Linked DNA regions of Mus musculus: regions 2 and 3 are each linked to region 1. Evidence: chromatin loops called from intact Hi-C (ENCODE). Cell type or tissue: heart. All regions are shown on one strand.

What was found. Peaks named below come from ENCODE experiments on the same cell type or tissue, not always from the same donor. Only the 100,000 strongest peaks of a DNase experiment are listed, where the experiment ranks them.
Region 2: it touches region 1 in a loop (3-fold over the local background); 4 of 42 quality-filtered maps call a loop at or near these places.
Region 3: a loop joins it to region 1, with 6 times the contacts of the local background. A loop is called at or near these places in 12 of 42 quality-filtered maps.

Annotation. Positions count from the first base shown.
Region 1 is chr19:18,708,347-18,716,346 of GRCm38, forward strand. D030056L22Rik (RIKEN cDNA D030056L22 gene) reads left to right here and starts at 4,889. Exons shown (of 2, transcript NM_001374130.1): 1 at 4,889-5,313. The coding sequence starts at 4,978. In heart, a CTCF peak has its summit at 4,698 (motif pointing right); DNase peaks (open chromatin) are centred at 4,775 and 5,295; H3K4me3 peaks cover 3,039 bases; H3K27ac peaks cover 2,072 bases.
Region 2 is chr19:17,396,373-17,404,372 of GRCm38, forward strand. Rfk (riboflavin kinase) reads left to right here. Exons shown (of 4, transcript NM_019437.3): 3 at 2,206-2,308; 4 at 3,101-4,977. The coding sequence ends at 3,231. Among named protein-coding and RNA genes, the nearest start is that of Rfk, 6.3 kb to the left of the region's middle. In heart, CTCF peaks have their summits at 1,559 (motif pointing right) and 3,751; a DNase peak (open chromatin) is centred at 659; H3K27ac peaks cover 310 bases.
Region 3 is chr19:18,636,544-18,644,543 of GRCm38, forward strand. Nmrk1 (nicotinamide riboside kinase 1) reads left to right here. Exons shown (of 9, transcript NM_145497.2): 3 at 2,975-3,065; 4 at 3,343-3,391; 5 at 4,581-4,728; 6 at 4,860-4,931; 7 at 5,631-5,737. Among named protein-coding and RNA genes, the nearest start is that of Nmrk1, 8.5 kb to the left of the region's middle. In heart, a CTCF peak has its summit at 3,207 (motif pointing right); no DNase peak of the experiment used is centred here.

The DNA.
Region 1 (8,000 bases):
TGAATTGAGGTAACCTTGGGCTAACAATCAGAAAGGCTATACTCAATTTTAGGCTCCATGAGAAAAAACTAGAGAAGAAGAAGAAAAAACAAAACAAACAACAAACTGAACAGAAATCAGACAGAGAAATGGAAAATAGAGAACAATGAATAAAGTATACTAAGCAGGTGAAGTGGACTCATTTCCTTGACTCAGTAGATTGGTCCACCTCAGGACAAAGTAACCACATGTGCTACTTTCAAGGTCTTATAAAGACATGGGCAAAAGTATAAGATTCTAATGAAGGACATTTAAAAATCTAAATAGAGCTCTTGAATAAGGAGTGACTTGATACTGCAAAGATGAAAATTCTCCCCAGACTTATCTGTAATTCCACTGTAACTCAAAAGACCCAACAGAAATACTAGAGATGGTTCCATATGGAAGAGCCAGGAGCTAAGGCAGTGCAGACAATACTGAAAAAACGTCAAGGATTGTTCTACAGCTATCAAAACCTCTTGACAAAATTTAGTGTGCATTGAGTTTGCCACACAGCGTGGATCAAAGGACATCTTGCTAGAGTCTTCTTTCTCCATTATCCTGGTCACAAGGATTAGACTCAGGTTCTTCGGCTTGGAAGTGAGTACTTTTACTGTCAAACCTGCTTATTAAGATGTAACCATGTAGATACCATTTACTGAGACATAATTGCAAAGAGAATAGTTGAGCTGACTAGAGAGTAGCCAACCCTGTAAATTTCACTTTAGCATGGAGTAGGAACTGCACAATAAGCAAGGCCATCATCCCAGATGGGGAGAGGGGACTCAGACCTTCCTCTCCGCATTCAGACATACGTGTGCACACACTGATTCCAAGTGAATGAAGGCCTTAAGAATGGAAAGACAAGTAGGACACTATAAAATGTTTAGACAAAAGTAAATGTTTAGGCAGGCAAACTAAGACATGAAGATCTATTTTACTATATTAAAATTAAGCCATGCGGGCTAATAAGATTGCTCCATGGGTTAAGGAATGTGCCACTGGGTATGAGCAACGGAATTTGATCCCTGGGACTCAAAAGATGGAAGGAGAAAACACCTTTTACAGCTTGTTCTCTGGCTTCCACATGTGTACTGTGCTGTGGCATTACATGTGCAGACATAATCAAGGTAATGAATGCACTATAAAAATAAAGGACTGGAAAGATGGCTCAGCAGTTTAGAGCACTGACTGCTCTTCCAGAGGTTCTGAGTTCAGCCACCACATGGTGGCTCACAACCATCTGTAATGGGATCCCATGCCCAGTTTTGGTGCGTCTGAAGACTGTAACAGTGTACTCGCATACATAAAAGAAAGAATGGAGCCGGGGCGTGGTGGTGCGTGCCTTTAATCCCAGCACTCGGGAGGCAGAGGCAGGTGGATTTCTGAGTTCGAGGCCAGCCTGGTCTACAAAGTGAGTTCCAGGATAGGCAGAACTATACAGAGAAACCCTGTCTTGGGGAAAAAAGGAAAGAACGGAAGGAAGGAAGAAAGGAAGAGAAAGAAAGAAAAAGAGAGGAAGAGAAAGAAAGAAAAGAAAGGAAAGTTAAGTCTTATTTCACACCTTTAATTCCAGTTCTCAGGAGGCAGAGGCAGGTAGATCAATGTGCGGTCAACCTGGCCTATTTAGAGAACTCCAGGCCAGCCAGGGATATATATTAAGAACTTGTCTCACAAATAAAGTCGAATAATTCACCATAAAATGAAAATAAAAGACACAGATTAGTAGAAGGTGGTATTTTTGTATTTAAAGACTTATTTATTTCATGTGTATGAGTACACTGTAGCTGTACAGATGGTTATTGGGAATTGAACTCAGGACCTCTGCTTGCTCCGGCTCAGCTCACTCCGCCCCAAAGATTTATTTGTTATTATATGTAAGTACACTGTAGCTGTCTTCAGACACACCAGAAGAAGGTATCAGATCTCATTATGGATGATTTGAACTCGGGACCTCCGGAAGAGTAGTTAAGTTAGTGCTCTTAACCACTGAGCCATCTCTCCAGCAAGAAGTTGATATTTCTAACACCAAATCGAATTTTTCTAGGATACTAAATAAAAAGGTTCTCACAAACCAGAGAAAAAGGACATCTGGTCTAGTTTTTAAAGATGCACTATGCCTTAACCGACGTGTAGCCATCCAGCCTGGGCCACCAGGCACTTTAGTTCAGGTGATCTTGAGGCCCCAATGGTAAAGGATCAACCTTATAGCAGACTAAACCCAAAGAAAAACAGGACTGGTCATTTGAAACACATATAAGTGTAGAATTTGTTTGGCAAAGAACAATATTAACTATTGTAAGCTGCCTGCAGCCACACTAACTGGGTTCTTGTGTGGGAGGCCGGAACTGTATGGAAGGAAATGACAAGAGAAATAATGGAGGCCAAGACATGTCTGTTCAAGGCCCCAAAGTTTACTAAGAGTCTGTGCTTATAAAGAGGGGAGGCCCATGCCCCGCCAATCCTTCCCTCCCCCTCCCCTCCCCCCCAGACAGGGTTTCTCTGTATAGCCCTGGCTGTCCTGGAACTCACTTTGTAGACCAGGCTGGCCTCGAATTCAGAAATCCATCTGCCTCTGCCTCCCAAGTGCTGGGATTAAAGGCATGTGACACCAATGCCCGGCCCGCCAATCCATTCTTGATGCCTGTTGCCAGTCTGTAGGTAATGTCTAGATGCTGTCTGCGGAATATCTCCAGGGCCTCTCAGCAGGTAGCAGTGTCTTGGAGAAGAGCAGTGACACGTGACAGAACAATAGAGCCATCTAAATCGGAGGCTCCACCCCAGGTGGTCTCTTACTCTTTGGCAGCAAGGTCAAAGCCAGCCTACTCAAGGCTAGGGGAAGCTACAACAATTAACAAGGATTCCTGTACCAAAACCAAAAATCTATAAATACAAAAAAAAAAAAAAAAAAAAAAAAAACCAAAAAAACAACAACAACAAAAAAACATGTCCAGCTTCACTGATTGGGTGAGATGCAAATTGAGGCCACAATGAGATACCATTTCACATTGGCCATATTGTTTGCTGATGAGGATGCAAAATAATAATAATAATAATAATAATAATAATAATAATAATAATAATAAACAACCTCTGGTGCTATAAAAAGCATTCAGAAAAACACTTTGTAATAAATCTGTACAACGCATTTTTGAACAATGCTCTTAGCATTTATAGATTTTGTTTTTCAAGACAGGGTCTCTCTGTGTAGCCGTGACTATCCTGGAACTAGATCTGTAGACCAGACTGGCCAAGAACTCACAGACTGCCTCTGCCTCCCGAGTGCTAGGACTAAAGGTTTTCCAAACCACTTTTAAGATAAAGCTTTTAAGGCGATGCACTCTCATGTCTTCGCAGGCGCATGTGTATGTATGGCAAAATGCCACGTCTAAAAATAAGCAGCGTATTGTATGTCAGCTAGATCTTAGTATATCTTAAAATATTAGCAAATCCAAAAAAGCATCTTAGAAATACAGATAAGTGAGTGGACTGAGGGGGAAATTACAAAGAAGTAGTAATTCATGGTCCGAAACAAGACTACTTGGGGACAGGAAAGAGAAACGGGACAGTGAAGAGGCACACAGATGCTCTTTCCCTTCTGAAGCCAGGCAGGGACACTTGCGTGTTACGGTCATTTTAGCTATGCATATGCTTTATACTACCTTGTGTACATAATGCTAAGTATCACAAGGAATGAGGGGCGGGGTGGGGGGAGGGCAGCAAGATTCTGGAGAACAGAAGGAACACACCTGCCCATGTTGTATTCTATTGTGTTGGAACATGGTCTCCGCACAACAAATCATCTGTGTCACTAGTGTGAAAATGGCAATGGCGAATTTATCATTTGTTCCAGGTGGAAGAATTACCAAGTGCAAACAGGAAATGGAGCGATCAAACAGAACTTTCTGTACACTACCGATAACGCTGTTTGTGCTTGTTGGTTATTTGCTGTCCTCCCACCAATGCAAACCGTGATGGGTTTGTTTGAGCCAGTATTTTAGTCTTTCGGTAAAAGCAAAAAGTAACTCAAGGATAGAGATCTTGCCTCCCATGCCCAAGGCCGTAGGTTCAATCCCCAGTGCTGGAAGGAAGTTTCTCTGTGTAGATGGCTTACAACTACATCTAGAGATATTTAAGCATGCACATGGCGCATATTCATAAATACACCCATACACAGTACCTATCAGCTAAAACAGCTCTACCATGCCCTAGAAAGAATGTTTCTCCGGAGCGTTGATGGGCTTGGTTTCTTTTTGTTTGTTTTGTTTTTTCCTTAGTTTTGTTTGGTTACTGCGTTTTCTCCTTATCCTTGCAGCACTGGGGATAGAATCTAAGGCCTTGGGCATGGTAGGCAAGCACCCTATCCTTTAGTTACTTTTTGCTTTTTACCAAAAAAAAAAAAAAAAAAAAAAGTACGGACTTATTTCTGCCACGGTTTACATTTTTCTGCCAAGACACCACCCACTGGAGAGGTCCTGGAACCTGCAGGCCGCTGCGGGCTAAGCAGACACTTCCGCCGCCCCAGGATCGCAGCACAGAGGAAAGGGCCCCAGCGCACTTGCCGCTGGGACCTCTGAGGCCGCGGAGTCTTTCGGCCGCTCCTGCCCGAGTCCTCGCTTGGGGACCGAGAGGCGCACACACAGGGGAATGCGAACAACCGTGCAAGTCAAAAGAAGGCCGCCAGGGGGTAGCGGCCTCCTTCCATCCACATCCCCATGCCCCGCCCCCTCAGAGGGCGCACTTCCGGCCGCAAGGGCGCTCGGGAACGCGAACCGCGAGCCTCCACCAACCAGCGGCTGTGCTGGATGGGCGCAGGTGCGCGCGCATCACGGCGCAGGTTCGAAACTCCGGCGCTGCGCGGTGGCTCCCCCACAACGTCTCGTCCGCCCTCGGGACAGCCGAGCTCTGCGCTGCCCTTCGCCCTCCGCCCGCCGCCCGCGCGACCCTCGTCCCTGGCCCATGGCCAAGCGGCGTGCGGCTGAGCCGCTCACGTTCCGCGTGCCTTGGAAGCGGCTCCTGCTCAGCGACTTCCCCGAGGAGCCGCCGCTCTGGGTCCCGCCGTCTGGGACGGCTCGGCCCCTCAAGCGCCAGGGGGACGCGGGGATCATGGCGGAGCCTGCGTCTGCGCCCCGCAAGCGACGCGGCGGCGGGGACGACAGACAGGAGCTGCAGGGCTGTAGCCGGGAGCCCGGAGAGCCACCTCCTGGCGAGCAGGAGGAACCCCGGGCCGCGGGCGGCGGCGACAGAGTAGAAAGCGCGGGCAGCCCGCAGGTAGCCGACGGGGTGCACAGCCAGGTAGGTCCGCTACTCACTAGCCCGGAGCTCGGTGCCAGGCCGCGGAAGTCGGGCCATCGAGTGGGCCAGACGGGCTGGACCCTAGAGGGTCAGCTCAGTGACCAACGGGAGAGAGGCGTTTAATTTGATGGGGAATGCTGTAGAACTTCTAGCATGCTTTCCAGTAGCATTCATCAGAGGACCTGTTAACTCCTAATGTTCAGTGCTGTGAGAATGGATTGTTGGACTCACTGTCCTCTCCGCTGCTTTGTTTTGGTAGCCGCTAGCCATGTGATCAGACAGAATACACTAGAAATATAACTTGACCAAACTTATGTGTTTTAAGTGTAAGAAGAGTAGGAGCGCCAAATATGTTTTAAGATAAAGGGTCGGGTTCTGAACTGTGTTACACACGAAGCAACTTGCCGCATATTGGGTGTACTGTTTGTTAATTTTATTTTTAGACACGTGACTAGAAAACTTAAAGTGAGTGTTTTGCTTTTTCAGACAGGGTTTATCTATGTGTAGCCCTGGCTGTCCTGGAACTCACTCTGTAGACCAGGCTGGCCTTGAACTCAGAAATCCGCCTGCCACTGCCTCCCAAGTGCTGGGATTAAAGGCGTGGGCCACCACTGCCCGGCCTTCGAGTGAGTTATAACCCATACTATATATGTATCGCACAGCATTGGCCCGACTTAGGGACTCAAGAGCCTTCTTTAAAGCAGTTCTTGCATAAGTTGGTGGAGCATGAGGTGAAGAAGCAAGGGTGATTCTTAGAGCTCGCCAAACTCAGCCACCTTGGCATGCGTCTGCTCAGTGTCCTTTTCTAGTTATTTTATAACAAAGTTGATAAGATAACGGAAATTTTCTCTTCGTGTAGCCCTGGCTGTCCTGGACCAGGCTGGCCTCGAACCCAGAGATCCACATTTCCTCTTGCCTTTCGAGTGCTGAGATTAAAGGCGTTCAGGGAGATTATCTTTCAATACTACACTCACTGTTTTTAGGTGAAAGTTACTGGTTTCTTAAGCAGAAGTATTGGATGTAACTGCAGGCACCCTAGCTTTATGTGCACAGGTGATGAGAGAGACTGACTGGCCAAGGGGAGCGAGCGTTCAGTAAGCAGACACCACACCATCCAGTCCTTGCTTAGACACAGTTGGCTAGACCTGTTGGTCTTCCCTTGTTAGTAGCAGCCAGCAGAAGACCGTGAGGCCCAGGAGTGTTCTGTCAGCTCTGCTCCTTGAGTTCCTTATCTTCTGAAGAACCTTGAGAAGATAGGAATTCTCCATCTTTTCTAGCTTCCAAAGACAAAGGTTTGTTTTAAGAGCTAATCATCCAGGAGAAAAGGATGTAACAAAAAGCAAACTGGTGTCAGTGTCTGCCTGATTTCTGCTTGCTCAGATGAGGGCATAAATCCTTGCCCTAACGCTATGGATAGTCTTGTGTAGGAAATGGTGCCACAGGTGTCTTCTTTCCAAGCACAGTACTTGCCTGCTTTGTGTTGTCAGACTTAAGGATGTCACCTTTATTGTTTCATACGAACACTCACATGTGTGTGTATGCACAACTTACATGTGTATATAGAGAGGGGATACCTTAATGTATACATATACTTTTAAGTAGACAGAGCCAAGAGTGCATATGTGTTATATATAAGCTGCATTTTTAATAACAGTATAACTTTATGCAGATCAGTTGCTTAGCTAATATTGCATGGTATGGTTAAATAGCAGCAGAAATGTTTTCCTAGAGAAATAGTTAATGACACATTATTAAGGATGTGTGATACCTAGCAATAGTGTGCATTTACTCTGCTCATGTTTAATTCTCACAGTGATCCTAATTTATGCTTGTAATGAGGTAGGGTCAGCGATTTTTGTCAGTTATTCAGGCTTGACCTGTTTCTCTCCAGTTTTTACCGTCTGTGTGTGTGTCTGTGTCTGTATGTACTGAGCCATCTCGCCACCCTATGTCTTTTGCCTTTATTGTATCTTTATCTCAATATTAAATTCCCAAAAGACTGATTCTTTCTGCCTTTCAAGGCTGACTGCAGGGCTGCTGCAGGTGGCAGGATGCTTTCCCTGGACTCCACGTTGCCATGTGGCCCCTGAGCATTGACAGGTAGCCACTTGTGGATAGCGCCAGAAGTGTAAGATACACTCTCCATTCTGAAAAGAGTGCATCATACTGTTAAGTTTTGAAGTTGAAACAATGTTTTGGCTATATTGGGACAAGTAAGATTGAAGTTAACCTCACTTGGCTTTCATTGTTACAACAGTATGTACCTTGATTGTGGTTTCCAGTGAACTGTGTGAAGGTGTTATGGTAGCAAGTATAACCTTAACCCAGTGTAGGAAGGCTTTGATCCACCCAGGGGGCTCAGATTGAGACTAGCACCCGTCAGCCTGGTGAGGCTCCGGGGCAGTTCTCTTTGCATGGAGTATTTTGAGGATGTTGTGCCAGTTTTAATATCACTACTTAAAGTAATTTTGTAATCATTTAAGGTAAACTGCTTAATGCTTGGTAGACCTGTTTATATCAGTCATACCAATTGTCAATTCATTGTTTTTCACTTTATCATGTTTATAAGCCGGCCAGTGGTGGCACAAGCTTTTAATCCCACCCTGGTCTACAGAGTGAGTTCCAGGACAGCCAGGGCTACACAGAGAAACCCTGTCTTGAAAAACCAAAATGAAAAAAGAGAGAGA
Region 2 (8,000 bases), 1.3 Mb before region 1:
CTTACTGTAGTATGCTTTAACCTCATCCCTCTTCTCTCCTGCTCACTCTTTCTTTCTTGTTGTTTCATTCTTCCTTTTTTTTTTTTTTAGCGTTGCTGGGAATGGAACTAGGCTTCATATTCAGGGCCACATTCTACTTAGCCTCCTAACCCTTCCATCTAAAATCACCTGGAGGGTATAGTCTTTTTTTTTTTTCTCCTGCCCTACTTTTCCCCACAGCTTACATACTTAGCTGACCTTGAACTCATGAGCCAACCTCTGCCTCCTGAGTGACAGGCCTGTGCTAAAAACTTTTAACATTGAGGAGTTAATAAGAGAAGTGTGTCACAGAAAACTGAGTTAAAATGCTGATGTAAGAGACCAGTGGCTCGAAACCTTCTTAATGCTGTGGCCCTTTAATACAGTTGCTCATGTCGTGGTGACACCCAACCATAGGGTATTTTCATTGCTACTTCATAACTGTAATTTGGCTATGGCTATGAATCATAATGTAAATATTTTTGGAGGTAGAGGTTTGCCAAGGGGGTCAAGAGCCACAGGTTGAGAACTGCTGAAATAGTAATGCCCATGAACTCCTAAGGACTTCAAGTCCCTAAGGTTGTGTTGCTGTGAGAACACTCATCTGTTTTTCTGTGGGGCGAGGAAGGAAAAGGGAGGAGAGGTTGTTTCATTTCCTCTTTAAGCTACTCAGATAACAGAAATACTATTATCAAGCCCATTTCTGGGCCGCCTTGAATTCTTCTGAGAGGATAAACACAGTTACCCACGATCAGGATGCTCGTGCAGTTCAGGGCAGGCTGTTTATTTTTAATATTGTTATATGTCAATATCAACCATCTGTGAAGAATATTTTGCCCTAACAAAATAGTGTTGTCCTATTAATTTTAATACAGCCCAGGTAATTTTCTCTTATAGCAAGTGTTTTTAATAATCTAATTGGTGATCAAACTCAGGTCTTCTAGATTGGTGGCCAACCACCTTTACCACTAAGCCATCTCACCTGTTTTTGAGAAAGGCTTTCCATAGCTTAGTCTTGCCTAGCTCCTGAGTGCTGGGATTGCAGGAGCCATTGTCTGTCCTTGGGTCCTTGAGCACACTGTCTGACTGTCCATAGGATTAGAACCTCTACCAGGGTAAGCCTGAGACCTTGCCCATACCTAACAAGTCTAACACTGAGCTGTATTCAAGTGCCCCACGCTCCTTTGTTTATTATTTGAGATGACTTCAGTAAGTTGCAAAGGCTGGCTGTGAATTTGCTCTGGAGCCCAGATCCTCTTGCCATAGCCTCCTCAAGTAGTTGGAATCACAGGTCGGCACCAGCAGGCCTGATTCTTGTTAGTGTAAATTCCCCAGTCCTCTTTTCAAGTTTCCTTGGATACTTTGGATACTTTTGGTTTTACCATATAAGTATTAGAGAAGCTTGTTGTTTGTTTCTGTTGTTTTTATTTTCAAGAGACTTTTTTTTTTTTTTGGTGATTCTTTTTTTTTTTTTTTAAGATTTATTTATTAACATATGTAAGTACACTGTTGCTGTCTTTAGACACACCAGAAGAGGGCGTCAGATCTCATTACGGAGGGTTGTGAGCCACCATGTGGTTGCTGGGATTTGAACTCAGGACCTTTGGAAGAGCAGTCAGTGCTCTTACCCGCTAAGCCATCTAGCCAGCCCCTCAAGAGTCTTTTTAAATGTGGATATAAAAGAGAATGTGTGCCAAGTACTTCCCTCTAAATTGAGAAGATGGAGAAGTGTAGCAGCTGTTAACTGTCACTGACGGCTCTGAGAAGCCTGGAGGTGCATGTGCAATGCCTTCAGTCTCAGTCCCCAGGAGGCAGGAGCCAGGGGAGCTCAAGGCTACCCGGAGCTGCATTCAGGACTGCCTGCAAAGACCCAGGGTGTGGTGTATAGGTGTCTGGGGTGCTTACCCAGTGAAAGAAAGACTGAGTTTGATCCCCAGCAGGGATGGAGGAAAGAATCTCCAACCAGCTGGATGAATTTCAGGGTTTTGTTTTTTGTTTTTTCAACATAGGGTTTCTCTGTGGTGTAGCCATCACTGTCCTGGAATTCACTCTGTAGACCTCTAGATCTTGGGAATCAAACCTGGGTCTTCTGGAAGAGGACCCTTTAACTGGTCATTGAGCTGTCTCTACAGCCCCACTCCACCCCACCCCAACTGTTTTAATCTTTTTCAACATTTTTGTCTATAGGAAACACACATCATCCATACCTTCAAAGAGGACTTCTATGGGGAAATTCTCAATGTGGCCATTGTTGGCTATCTCAGACCTGAAAAGAACTTTGATTCTTTAGGTAAGAGTTTATATTAATCTTTGATAGTATTACAGCTACTTCTCCGAAGGGGACAGGCAAATAATTGAGCACTTTTAATTCAGGGTTAGGCACTATTTTAAGTATTGTACAAGTTAATCCCTCTTACCTTCAGTAGCCATGTGAGGTGGAGACTAAGTGCCTTAATCTGTTTTCTGTTGCTCTGACCTAGTACCAGGTGTTCCTGTGGTTTTGGTTCTGGAGTCAGAGCATGATAGGAGCATGTATTCAGTACTTGGTGAAGCCTTCTTGCTGCCTCAGTGGGTGGGCACCACAGGGTAGGGCCAAGAGAACTCACTCTTGTATCACAGCCATTTTCTGTACTCAGGAATCCATTCTGTCCTCCTGACCCACTTCCCAAAGTTCCCATTCCCAAATACCTTCAACCTTGAGGACTTAGTTTCTAGTACCTGAGTTCCAGGGGACACTCAAGTCATAGCACTTAGTGGTGAGTGGTGGCACCTGGCATCTGACCCTGCAAGGGTGGTTGGGCAGTATGTGCTGCAAGCAGTAATTAGAGATCTGCTTCTGGTGTCTTCAGGTGCCTGTTGGTATAGTGTGACATTAAACCCTGGGAGGTGAAGGGTCTCTTTACAAGAGAACACTTTATGTAACACTGGCTTTCCCTGGAGAAAAAGACGGTTCCAACATTGACTGAATCTCTGTCCTTTCCCAGGGCTGTGGCTAGGGTGCTTAGTCAGTGTTTTTAGGAGGGGCTGAGCAAAGGAATAGTAACATGGATTATTAGAAGTTTCTTTTTTTCTTTTTTTCCAGAGTCACTTATTTCTGCAATTCAAGGTGATATTGAAGAAGCTAAAAAGCAACTGGATTTACCCGAACATTTGAAACTCAAAGATGATAATTTCTTCCAAGTTTCTAAAGGCAAAATTATGAATGGCCACTAATGAAAAGTCCCTTACCTGCCTACCACTAGTGTCACGCATAGTGTCACAGTGCTTCTGATACACTCTCATCTTGATCATATTTTAAATCAAGCGTTTTCCTGTAGCTGTCAAGTGGTCTCCAGCAGTTCACTCCATCATGTTGCACAGTACTAAGAGACTCATTCAGAAATCAAGACTTTAGATGTAATATGTTGATTAAAATGTAGCACTAGAAAGCTTGTACTGAAAATAAAGTCTGTGAGTGTGGGTGGAAAAGCAAGTTCCTGAGGAAAATGAGGACTGACCATAGTTCTTGTGACTGAGTGTGCTGGCACTGGTGAGCCCAGCCAGCCTGTGCTGAACAGAGGCTTTTCAGGAAGTGCACCACACACACACACACACACACACACACACACAGAGCTTACCCATGAAGGAAAAATTAGAGTTACTTTTCTCATTTTGTGCATTGATATATTTTTACAATCCTGCAAACTTCCTTGAGTCACTCACGACTCCCCCTGAGGTCACTTCCTGGTAGTGTCCCAATGCTCTGTGTGCAGTTACTTCAGGTTGAAGTTGCCTTGATCGCCTGCCCCTCATCAGGGCTTTTGCTTTTCTTCAAAGTACTGAGGATCCAACCCAGTGCCTTACACGCCAGGCAAGTGTGACCACTGAGCTAGGCTCCCGCCCCCTTTACTTTTTGAAGCCATACAATGGATGTCTATATGTTGCCTTTTTGAAGATTAGGTGGTTTTGCTCTTTAACATTTTTGTGACTTTGGTTTATTTTCTTCCCATGTCGCCCAGAGATTACTTGTGTGTGTGCCATTCTGCTCAAAACTAAATGGTGGTCAGGTTCAAGTAAAGAAAAATAAAACAAGCTGCATTTATAGACTTGCTTGGAATTGAAATGAACATAGCCAGTTCCTACCCAACCCTGCCCTGCCTTTTTTTTTTTTTTTAAAGTGTGGTCCTGTGCTTTCAAAGTAAGTACAGTTCTCTATGACCAGGCACTTAAACATAATTTAAAAGTCCTTGTAGCTTCAGAACCGGATAAGTTCCAGTTGCATATCTCTATATCTCCTGGTTTCCCTCTTGGTTTTCCCCTGGTTCCTCCCCTTTCCCTCTTGGTGGCCTGAGTTGTTTATGTTGGCAGAAGGTTGACATTGGATGCTCGATTGCTTCAGCCTCACCGGGGCATTGAATCATCATTTGTTGAATGGCAACAGGTTTGCTGGGGCAGAGGCACTGCCTAAGTGGGAGCATGCACGTGAAAATAGAAAGGTAATTTAACAACACACAGACACCCAGAGACTTGGTCTCTGCATGTGTGTAGAAGTAGTGGTGTGGGGAGGGATGGGACTCACTCAGCCCTGTGAATGTGTTCTATGGCTGAGCAACATCCCTAGCCTTCAGAATAGAATTTTTGATGTTGGAAATCCTGTATTTAAAGGAAACCTTAATTATCAATGGATTTATGAAGGAAAGTTAAAAACAAATATGCACAGTACAAAATAGATCTGTGGCTTTTTTTTTTTAAAGTAAGAATAGCTTGTTAGTATATCAATGTTCATGGCTAATGTTATCTCATTTTGTTAGTCGTTATTTTGGAATTACATGATGTGTGATTTAGGGCTTAGTTAATTCTCTAGAATTCAAAAACTATTATTGATGTATTAAAAGAAATTACGGTACCACGTTGATTAGTCTGAATGTTTGCAGGCATTGGAATAAAATTTGACTTATTTTTTCCCTCTTCCCCTGTCAACCTGAATCCTGTATCTGTTTGGGGTATACTGGCTGTTTGTTACTATACACCTGTATTTACAATCCTGAGTAGACCTATCAAGTAAGGGTGCTCATGTGACTAAGAGCTTTATTTTCAAGGACCCTCCCCCTCCCAGTCCCCCCATCTCAGGGGTCTTTCCTCCTTTTAAAAGACCTTACAAGGTCTCTATATCTGGCTATCCTTGAAAGTACAGAGATCCATGTGTGTCTTCCTTCTGAATGCTGGGATTAAAAGTGTGCATCAAGCCTGGCCAAGACACACACACCACCACCACCACCACCCACCCACCCTTTAAAATTCCTGTAGCAAGGTGACTTTACATGGAAAGGATTCAGAGGATATCATTACTCAAAAAGTCAACTCTTTAAGAATAAAGGTTCCTATTGGGAGCTAAAGGAGCCAGACAAGTCTAACTCCTGTATAATCCTCAAGATTGTTTTGTAACCATGGATGTGCCACAACCCCACACATTGCTGCAGGGCATTCTTTCCATTTGTTACAAAGAAGTGCATTTCAGCACTCATCTGAATGAACTCTGAGATGACTTAGCAGCTTGCAGGTAGGGCACTTAGGTGATGGGGAGGTGTGAGAACCAGTGACTTGAAACTTACAAGGACCATCTTCCTTTCCCAGTGCTGTTGTCTTCCAGTTCCCCCTTGTACTTGGGACAGAAGTGAGACTGATAGAGAAAAATCAGTTTCATTGTTAGAGACTGAGCTAGAAAACAAATCAGATCTGCCAAAGAGGATGTGATCATAAGTCAGAAACACTGGATGGAGAGTTTTCTACAGACAGCAGAGAGTGAGTTCTTGAAAGGACTGCATTCCTGAGAGTTACATGTCTCTGTAACTCCATGGAAGTTACAGAGACAAAGTTCAGAGCTGAGATGGAAGGAAGGACCATCCAGAGACTGACCCACATGGGGATCTATCCCATATACAACCACCAAACTCCGACACTATTGCATATGGCAACAAGATTTTGCTGACAGGAACCTGACATAGCTCTCTTGTGAGGCTATGCCAGTGACTGGCAAATACAGAAGTGGATGCTCTCAGTCATCTATTGGATGGAGCACAGGGTCCCTAATGAAGGAGCTCGAGAAAGTAGCCAAGGAGCTAATGGGGTCTGCAACCCTATAAGAGGAACAACAATATGAACTAATCAGTATCCCCCAGAGCTGTGTCTCTAGTTGCATGTGTAGCAGAGGATGGCCTAGTCGGCCATCAATGGGAGGAGAGGCCCTTGGTCTTGCGAAGATCATATGTCCCAGTACAGGGAATGCCATGGCCAGGAAGCAGGAGTGGGTGGATTGGGGAGCAGGGCGCGGGAGGGTATAGGGGACTTTCGGGATAACATTTGAAATGTAAATGAAGAAAATATCTAATAAAAAAAGAAATCCCATAAGCATAAAGTATTAAACCATAATATATAAATAAAGCATGTGTTTTGAAAGAAAGAAAGAGATAGAGAAAGAAAAAGAAAGAAGGAAAGAAAAGAAAGAAAGAAAGAAAGAAAGAAAGAAAGAAAGAAAGAAAGAAAGAAAGAAAGAAGAGAAAGAAAGAACTGAATGTATAGAGAAATGAGCGTGGCCACGCTATGTAAAGGCTGTGGAAAACCAGGTATGGTAGCATGCTCCTGGGGCTCTAGCGTTAGTGAGGCTGAAGCAAGAGCACTTCAGCACTGAAGTCTGAGGAGACCAGCCTGCCTCAGCACAGTAAGATTATCTTTAAATAGAGGAAGAGGGGCTGATCTAGGTATGTAGTTAAGGGGTAGTGGCTATACTTAGTATGTGTGAGGCCCTGGTTGCAATCCCCAGCACCAAACCCAAAATAAGAACAAAGTCACCAGCGTATAGTGTTCAGAAAGCTGGGAACCAGGATGAACCTTCGAGTTGGCTTTCTGTCCATTGCTTTGCTTTGGTTTTTGACACAGCAATTCGTTATGTGTGTAGTCTAGGCCCTTTGGGAATTCACTGATGTCATTGTGCCTTGGCCTCCCAAGTGTTGGGATTATGAGTGCTCTGTCATGCCTGGCTGGCAGTAAATACTATCATGCTACTGCTCAAACCTCAAGTCACATGCGTGCTAGGCAAGCAGTCTGAACAGCTCCACCCCAACCTCTTGAACCCTTATTACTTGTTTCTGGCAAGAACATTTAGTATATCTTAGCATGAGGTCTAATTTGTGTATAGCCCTTGCTGACCTTGAATTCAGAGATCCACCTGCCTCTGCTTCCCAAATTCTAGGATTAAAGGTGTGTCCCACCATACTCAGCTTAGCTTGGTTGGCTTGTTTCCTGTTTTGTTTGTTTGTTTTTTATTTTGTGTTCATTTGTATGTGTGTATGTTGTGTGTGTGTGTGTGTACACCATGGTGTGTCAGAGGATAACCTTGGGAGTTCTCGTCTTATCAAGTGGTTCCTGGGATTGAATGCAAATTGTCAAGCTTGGCAGCAGTTGCCTTTGTAACACTTGACCATCTTGCTCGCCTGGGTAGTAACTTTTAAGAAACAGGGCCTTGAGTTTAAACTGCTACCTAAAACTCCCCAAGTGCTGGGATTGCAGGTGCGTGGCCCTGTGCGGCTGAACTGTGAAAACTTCTACCTGGGTTTCATTAGGCAGCTTGCTTCTTCCTCTGCAGGCCACATCTCCCATTTTTATACCAACAGCTTTATTTTCTCCATTTTATGTGCATGAGTGTTTGTCTGCATGTATGTCTGTAAGCCACATGCCTGCAGTGCCCAAGGAAGCCAGAGGGTGTCAGATGTTCTGGGGCTGGCCTTATGGGCGGTTTTGAGCCATTGTGTGAATGCTGGGAATTGAACCCAGGTTCTCTGAAAGGTATTCTTAATTGCTAAGCCATCTCTCCAGCCCCCAATTTTAGTTTTTACTCAGTGTATTCCAGAGCTACATTTAATGTTTTGGGGATATAAAACTGGAAGTCGTTGTAGGTCATGAGGTGTGGGTTCTATTCAGAGTCATGTACACCAATTGCTTGCTGC
Region 3 (8,000 bases), 72 kb before region 1:
TGTGTTGCTCTGGTGTGATAGAATCCGAGTATCCCACTGTCACAAGCATTCTAAATTGTGGTGACCTGTGGCACCAGAGGCTGATGTACCAATGTGACATCAACAGCTATTGGAAAGATACTATTTATCTTGCTGGCAGACTGTGTCTGTCATTCTTCACATGTGTCATATTGACAAAACTCCGTTGTGTCTTATTGAGGAAACTTTTGAAATACTAAAAAGGTAATTTGAGGGAGATGCTCAGTTGTGAAATACAGGAATCAATTAGGACTCAGGTGGATCTGGGGCTAGTTGGGTAGCAGAGCATTTGCCTGCATGGGGAAGGTCCTAGGTTCTAACCCCAGCATCAGGCAGGGCAAATGAAGAGCGAGCTGAGCAGCACAGCGTGCCTCATTGTGGCTCCCATCCACCCAGATCCGAGGCTGTCTTTGTCGCTCTGCAGGACCACCCTTGTCCTGCCCCTCATTTCACGCTCAGTGCTACCCTCCTATAGTAGGCCATCACTGCCCTATAACCTTCTAACTCTCCTTGCACACATCTATCCAATTAATCCTTGTGTTAAAAAGACCCCTGCTAGAGTTAAACGTTGCTTCCCACTCCAGCAGTAAGCAGTCTCCTAGGCCTCCCTTTCCTCAGCTGGGATATGGGGGGATTAATATCACCCTGTTATGGAAGAATTCATATCTTGTTTGATTAAGTGTAACATTGGTTTTAGCTTTCACCTGGGCTTCGGCACCCTCTTATTACCTTGCATGTTAAAAAAAAAAAAAAAAAAAAAAAAAAGAGGATCTCTGTGCATTTACTCGGAAACAAGGAAGGGAAAGCATTGTGTACCCTCGCTGCTCTCCCTCAGATCCTAAGGTCATCCTCTGGCTCTCTTCCCTGGGGCAGGAGAGCTTGTGGGAGGGAGGTTGTGAGCTCGCTGAAGGGAAAGGAGGGGTCCTGAGGGTCCTGAGGCGTCTTCCGACCCGGGATGCTTACATTCCAAGTATGGATTGCAGGTTCTGAGCTCTGTGATGAAACTCTTTCCCAGTCCGTGCGGCCCTGCAGGATTTCTCTCTGGGGCTTCTGCTGAATCAATGGGAAGGGCTCTATCTATCGCCGATTCAGTTATATGATCTTAAAAGAATAAGTGTAAGAAATGACATATTTTTCTTGCCAGATTGCTCAGACCATAGTGAAGTTGCATCCTTTTAAACAAAAGCTTGGCCTCTTGAATATGGACTTCTGGCATGGTCTATAGATATTTTTCTTAAAGGAGAAAGGGTCACATTTTTCTTAAAGAATAGAAGGTTCTCAGTATACAGATTAACACCCCCATATCCTACCACGTGTGTATTGTAAGGACAAATGGACAGTCTTATTAATGAATATATTCACAGATATAATACGGTATATACATGATAATTTATATACAGTAAACATTCTTTAGGTTTTGTTGTTTTTATTGTTTGGTAGGATGGATCTTTCTGATGGTTTGTGATTTCTTTTTGGTTTAAACATAGGCAAGGTCTTCGTATGTAGCCCTTGCTGGCCCGGAACTCACTGTGTAGACCAGGGTGGCTTTAAACTAACAAAAGATCTACCTGCCCCTGGCTCCTGAGTACTAGGATTAAAGCCACGTGCCTCACCACAAGTCCTTCTGATGAATGTATCCCTCTCTAGGTGTGGTGCTGATCTCAGCCAGAACTCATCACAGGTTCTTGCCAGTGGATGTACAGTCAGGACGTTTATGCTACAGACATTTGGTGTGTGGTGAAAAATCTTGATCTGTGTTCAGGGTGACTTTAAGGGCACAAAATAAAACACGGGAATTCAAAGAAAGTCAACTTATTAGTATACGGCCATAAAGCCTCTACAAGCAAATCTGTGAGCTTGTGATAGATCATTGCAGAGTAATAAACAACATATGTAAGTTTGAAACAATAACGAGCACTGGTGATGCTTCATCGGCCCACTTCTAGCTCAGCGTGCGGTTCTTGTGGATGTCCAAATCCAAGCACTGTCACAACTGTAGTCTATTACGTACAATAAAAGAAGCTGCTGATATCCTGCTAGAATTTAGTGAAGGTGATATAATCTCTTTCAACTTCACAATGACCCTGAATTCTTTCATAGAATTCTTTGCATGTGACTGAGCTCTGAGCTAATCACCTCTTCCAAAAAAAAATGATAGCATAAGCCAGGCACGGTGACTGATACCTGTAACCTCAGTACTCAGGAGGTTCCGACCAACGGTCTGCTGTAAGTTCAAGGGCAGCCTGAGCTAGCTACCCAAGTGGGTCAATAAGGGCAACATGACTACTGTTTCAGAAGAAAAACCCAAAGAGAAAAGAAAGATTAACTAGAGAAATGCCTACCCCTCCCCATGCAGGAGAGCCGGAAACAGGACACACAACTCTATCAGGCACCTGCATCTCCAGATGTCACCGGCCAGCCAGAGGCAACAAACACTGACCTGAGGGCAAGAGTAACAGTGGGCCTCCACCTGGGCCCAGTCACAGAGAGGGGGAGGGGAGGGAGAGGCATGGCCCAGGAAATGTGGGTTCATGGACAGCCGGGCTTCTAATAAGCCATTCCTCCTTTTTCCTACGTGGTTGAAACAATCACTGTGGCTGTGGGCAGTTCTAGAAGCCTGCAGAAAGGGGAAGCAGGATGTTCTCTGGTGTGCATATTGAGCCCGAGCTATTTTGACAGTCAAAACATGACTGTGTGTCCTGACAGTGTCTGTATTTTGAAGTTTTGGTATCCAGTTCAGTGACCTCTCTCTCTCCGTCCTTTGCTTCTTTTGCTGTGAGGCCAGGGTCTCTCTCAAACCTGTGATTTCACCTGCAAAACAAAACATGGTCTGTGGAAGTGAGTGTTTTCCCCAAGCAGTAAATATTGTTTTAAATAGCCTTTTTTAAAAACATCGTTTAACAATAGTCCATGTTCCCTAATGTCTTCTTGGACCTGGTGGTTTTTCTTGGCTCAGTGTGACAAACGGAGGGAAGACGACACTGGCTAAGAGCTTGCAGAAGCACCTTCCCAACTGCAGCGTCATATCTCAGGATGACTTCTTCAAGGTATCTATGAAGGTTCTTAGATAACTTGTTGAACACACACAAACAAAAAGCTTTCACGACAAAGTTAAGTAAATTATAGCCAAAAGCTATTTGGGGAGAATATACTGGGTGCCATAGTGTTACCTGCCCACTAGAGGGCACCATCTGTCAGTGACCACCTCTGAGCTTGGTCCTCCTATTCCAAGACATTTCTTAAAGTCTTAACTTCTTAATTGTATAATTGCACCATTTCTTCACTCCATAGTGTCTTGATGGATTTTTTTAAATTTTTTTCCAGCCAGAGTCTGAGATAGACATAGATGAAAATGGTTTTTTGCAGTATGATGGTAAGTACAGCCACATGTTGAATAATATGAGGTTATATTCATTTTCTTTTTCAAATCCAAACAACTTCTCTCTCTGTTAACATAATGTTAAATGTTTAAATAGGGAGGGCAGAAGGCGCCATGGGTAGAAGCACTTGTCACGCAAGCCTGACAACCTGAGTTTGATTTCCTAGAACCTTTGGAAAGGTGGAAGGAGACACTGACTCCACAAAGTTACCCCTGGTCTCCATAAGGATGCTGTGGCCGTGCACACACACATATCCTAACACATTATACACGTGCTTTCTTCTGTCCTCTGTGGACACTGCACCCACGTGCACCCACATACATGCAGGCAAAACATCCATAAACATAGAAAATGAAGAGCTTTTCATTTAATAATATTAAAAATAGTAACTACTTTCCAAATACAGTATATGTTATTTATCTTTCAAATGTATCTATAGACATTCTGTGTTCCAAAATTGGAGTTCGAGGCAGTTGTGAGCCACCATGTGGGTACTAGGAATTGATCTGAGTCTTCTTGAAGAGCACTGGGTACTCTTGGCCACTAAGCCATCTCTCCAGACCTAATTTAATTTTTATTTTCAAGGATCTGGCTGGAGATGTAGTTCGGTGGTTGAGTGCTTGCCTAAAAACCAGAAAATCCTGGGTTCAATTTCTAGTACCATAGATTTTTAATTTTTCAATATCAGGAAGGAGTTGGTGTGGTAGTCAGCCATGAGGTTATGGTAGCCAAGGCTGGAGGGTGAGTGAGAGAACTCAGAAAAGGCGCTTACCCAAGTCTAACAGCCTGAGCTACATCCTTGGGACGCCCATGGTAGAAGGACAGAACTGAATCCCTCAAGATGACCTCTAACCTCCACACATACACAGTAAATACATCAGTGTAAAAAAATATAGCTAGAAATAGCAGCATGCTATTCATTGTATTTTATATTTGTACATCATTATTTTTCCATAATAAAACTGCCTTAGACATACAACTTAAATCTCTCTCTCTCTCTCTCTCTCAGTGTTTTAATTGAGCATTTAAGGTATTTAGTATTAGATACCTTGAAGGATAATAAACTGCTCTCATATCATACATGTACAGAGCCCTGGAGATGCTTATCACAAAAGCCATCTCCCCCCCACCCCCCAGAAAAAGTTTGGTATATTAATTCCATGTGTTTTATGTTTTCCTCAGTGCTTGAAGCGCTAAATATGGAAAAAATGATGTCAGCAGTTTCCTGTTGGATGGAAAACCCAGGAAGCTCTGCGGGACCAGCAGCCTTGGAAAGTGCTCAAGGGGTTCCCATTTTAATTATTGAAGGTTTCCTTCTCTTTAATTATAAGTAAGCCTTCCTACTGCAATACCAACTTGAAGGAATGTGGGGGTGGAGGAGGGCTGTGGGGGTGGGAGGAGGACGGATGCTGGTGTGGAGGAGGGAGAGAGCCTTGTGGCCTGAATGTGGTGTCATCGTAGGCCTCTGGACACCATATGGAACAGAAGTTACTTCCTGACCGTTCCATATGAAGAATGTAAGAGGAGAAGGAGGTACGTCCGGGGACTGTCTCTGCATTGTAATTCCAAAGATGAAATACAGGGAAAACAAGAAAAGTGCCATTATTGAAAAGTCTTAATCCAGAAATCAAATACTTTTCTATAAATGCTTCTCACATTGGGTAGCATACAGTAACTTCTCTAAGAAAAAGGGCCAGTGTCATCCTGTCAGCCCCCCGGGGTACTTGGATGACCACATGTGGCCCATGTACCTAAAGCACCGGTAAGAAATGAACACTGTCACCGGGGAGATTGTTAAGTGCCTTTCCCCCTTGAAGCCTTTTACTTCTCATTCACATCAAAGTACAGGAAAGACGGGATGGCATCCCGTCAGCTCCTTGTCCCTCACCCTTCATGGCATGGTCTGCTCTAGCTGCAGAGAACACCAGCTGGATAGGAGAGTGTGCCAGCCTCTCAGTATCTCTCTCCTTATTTCCTCTTGTACTCATCCCATAATTCTTTTATAAGACTCAAGAGGCAGAAAAAAGATAATTATGAGGTAGTGAATTGCAGGACTATGTTTTAGATAGGTTTGGAACTAAAGCCATATTTTCTCCCTTTCTCACTACAATAGAGGCTAAAACAAGTGGTCTGAATTCCTCTTTAGATTTAACCTGAATGATGTTCACATTCTCTTGACCAGTGATCTATTTACTTTGTCAATCATAACCTGTTTCCTGTATGTTTTTCCAGTACCAGAGTATATGAGCCTCCAGACCCTCCAGGGTACTTCGATGGCCACGTGTGGCCCATGTACCTAAAGCACAGACAGGAAATGAGCTCCATCACCTGGGACATTGGTAAGTCCCTCTCTCCCCTTTAAGGCCTTTAGGGTCTTATTTTTACATCAAAGTACAGGAAAGATTTCTTGGAAAACACTTCTCTTTAGGAGTTTTTAAAGAGGTGCTCAGGTACTCCCCAGCTTCTCCTCTCCTGCAACTGGTTCTTGCTGGTTTCTTTTTCAACTGGCAGTTTTTGTTAAGCTTGTCCGATTCCAAATGATCGATCGTTCATTGAACCATCCCTGCCTGAATGTTGCCCATTGAGATGGAAGGGAAGCAAGGCAGACCCAGTCTCTACTCTCCCCAGCAGTGATATCATGGCAAAAGGCTATTAAAAGTGTGAGTTTTACAAACATCTTTTTCTTGGGTAAGCACTGATATTAGGTAGCCAGCAGACTGCCCACCTCCAAGTTCCTCGAGAAAGCTCCTTGTAACCAAACTCATATGAGTTCAACTGGACTGAGGTGGAGAAAATTAAGTTAGGGAGAATGACTGTCATCCAGAAAGAACCTAGAAAAGACCTAGGAACAGAAAGGCATGTGTAGTACCTGAAAGAGGCTGTTGCGTTTGCAGTAGAGAAGAGCAAGGAAAGGGTGTGCTGCTGCTGACCATGATGATACAGGCAAGGGCCAGGCCCTCTGATGCCAACAGGATATCCAAAGAGAATTAGGAAGCTCTCTACAGAGAGGCTTGAAACATGGTCGTGGTTGGCACATAATCTTTTCAGTAAGATCTCTTGAGATCTGGAGGGTAGATTAGAAGTCACTGTACTGAACACAAGTAATCAGTAGAAATGGGACTGGGGGTGTTAAAGATGACGGACACTCCAGGAACCAACAGGTGTTACTTTAGGGGGAAACTGTGGAGGGGTTGTAGATATGCGAGCAAGGACTACATATATGTTTTGAAGGAAATAAGATTGAGGCCCCTTACAGACAATGTACAGATTTGGAGGCAATATGAATACTTGGACCTGGGCTAAGAGACTATCCCTGGAACAGAGTGCTCGTGTGGAGAGATGGTGGAATAAGTCTCCTGGACAGGGCAGAGGAATCAGACTGGCATAGTTTTCAGAACAAAGGGGATTCATCCATAGGAGAAAGAGCCTGTTGGCCTCCAGGGAAGACAGCTTTGTTCTGATATGTGCAGAAAGGTCACAGAGTCCGTCTCAGCACTATTTCTGGGTTATGCCTACACCAGCAGCTACTGTGCTATACAGGAGACACATCCTTTACTTCCTTCATGTAAACTGCAAGTCTAGCTTTGTCCTTGCCCTATGTCCTAGTTAATGTCAGCTGTCAACTTCACAGTAGAGTCTTCTGAGGGAGGCTCAACTGAATTATTGCCTAGAGCATATCAGCCTGTGGCCACTTCTGTGACCAATTGTCTTGCCTGATGGTTGGTGTGGGAGGGTCTCTTTCATAATGAGCTTGTCACCCTCGGCAGGTGGGCCTGGGATGTATAGGAAATCTAACTGAGAGGGCCAGAGAGCAAGCCAGTGAACAGCGTTCCTCTAGCGTTCCTGTGACAGGTACCCTGTGTTCCTGTCTGACTTTCCGCAATGAAGTGTGATCGAGAAGCATAAGTCAAACAAACACTTTATTCCCCAAGCTGTTTTCGGTTAGAGTGTTTTATCACAAGAAAATTCAGACATCCTGTTTAAATGCAATTGGTCCATGGTTTCCAGCTTTTGGGGATAAAATCTAAAGAGACATCAGGGCACAGCGCTTCTCCAAAATATCTTCTCCCAGGCTGTTCCTTCCCCTGCTGCTAAGCCCCTTACACCTCCCAACAGGCAAATCCTCTTCAGACCTCCTTATCCTTGCTTTATTATAACTAGAGGGCCCTTTTCTCTTTAACCCAGGTAACTTCTTTTTCTCCAAAAGTATTTGTGTGAATTTTATTAAAAAGACATATCTTCTGGTCTCGGTAGTGTGTGATAAGAGTCAAGACTGACACACAGTTTTAAAAGTGTCACAGTTGATCCCAGTTGGGGAATTGCTCCTCTTTGGGCCTCTTGACGTGCTATCATGTGACAGTCAGGCACCAATGACAAACCAAGTACACTGTCCCGTGTCTGGCTTAGTGAACCAGTGAGTTTATTGGAGTTAAAGATAAGAGTGTGGTGACTCAGAGGCCGCTGCATCACCAAAAAGCCTACCTCACCATGGTGATGCCTCACAAAAGCGGCATCCCTACAGCTGCCCGTACAACCTTCTGGCTGCTCTGGGCATGTGAGAGTCTTCTGTCCCCAGCAGTTGATACGGCTAATGCAACCTCT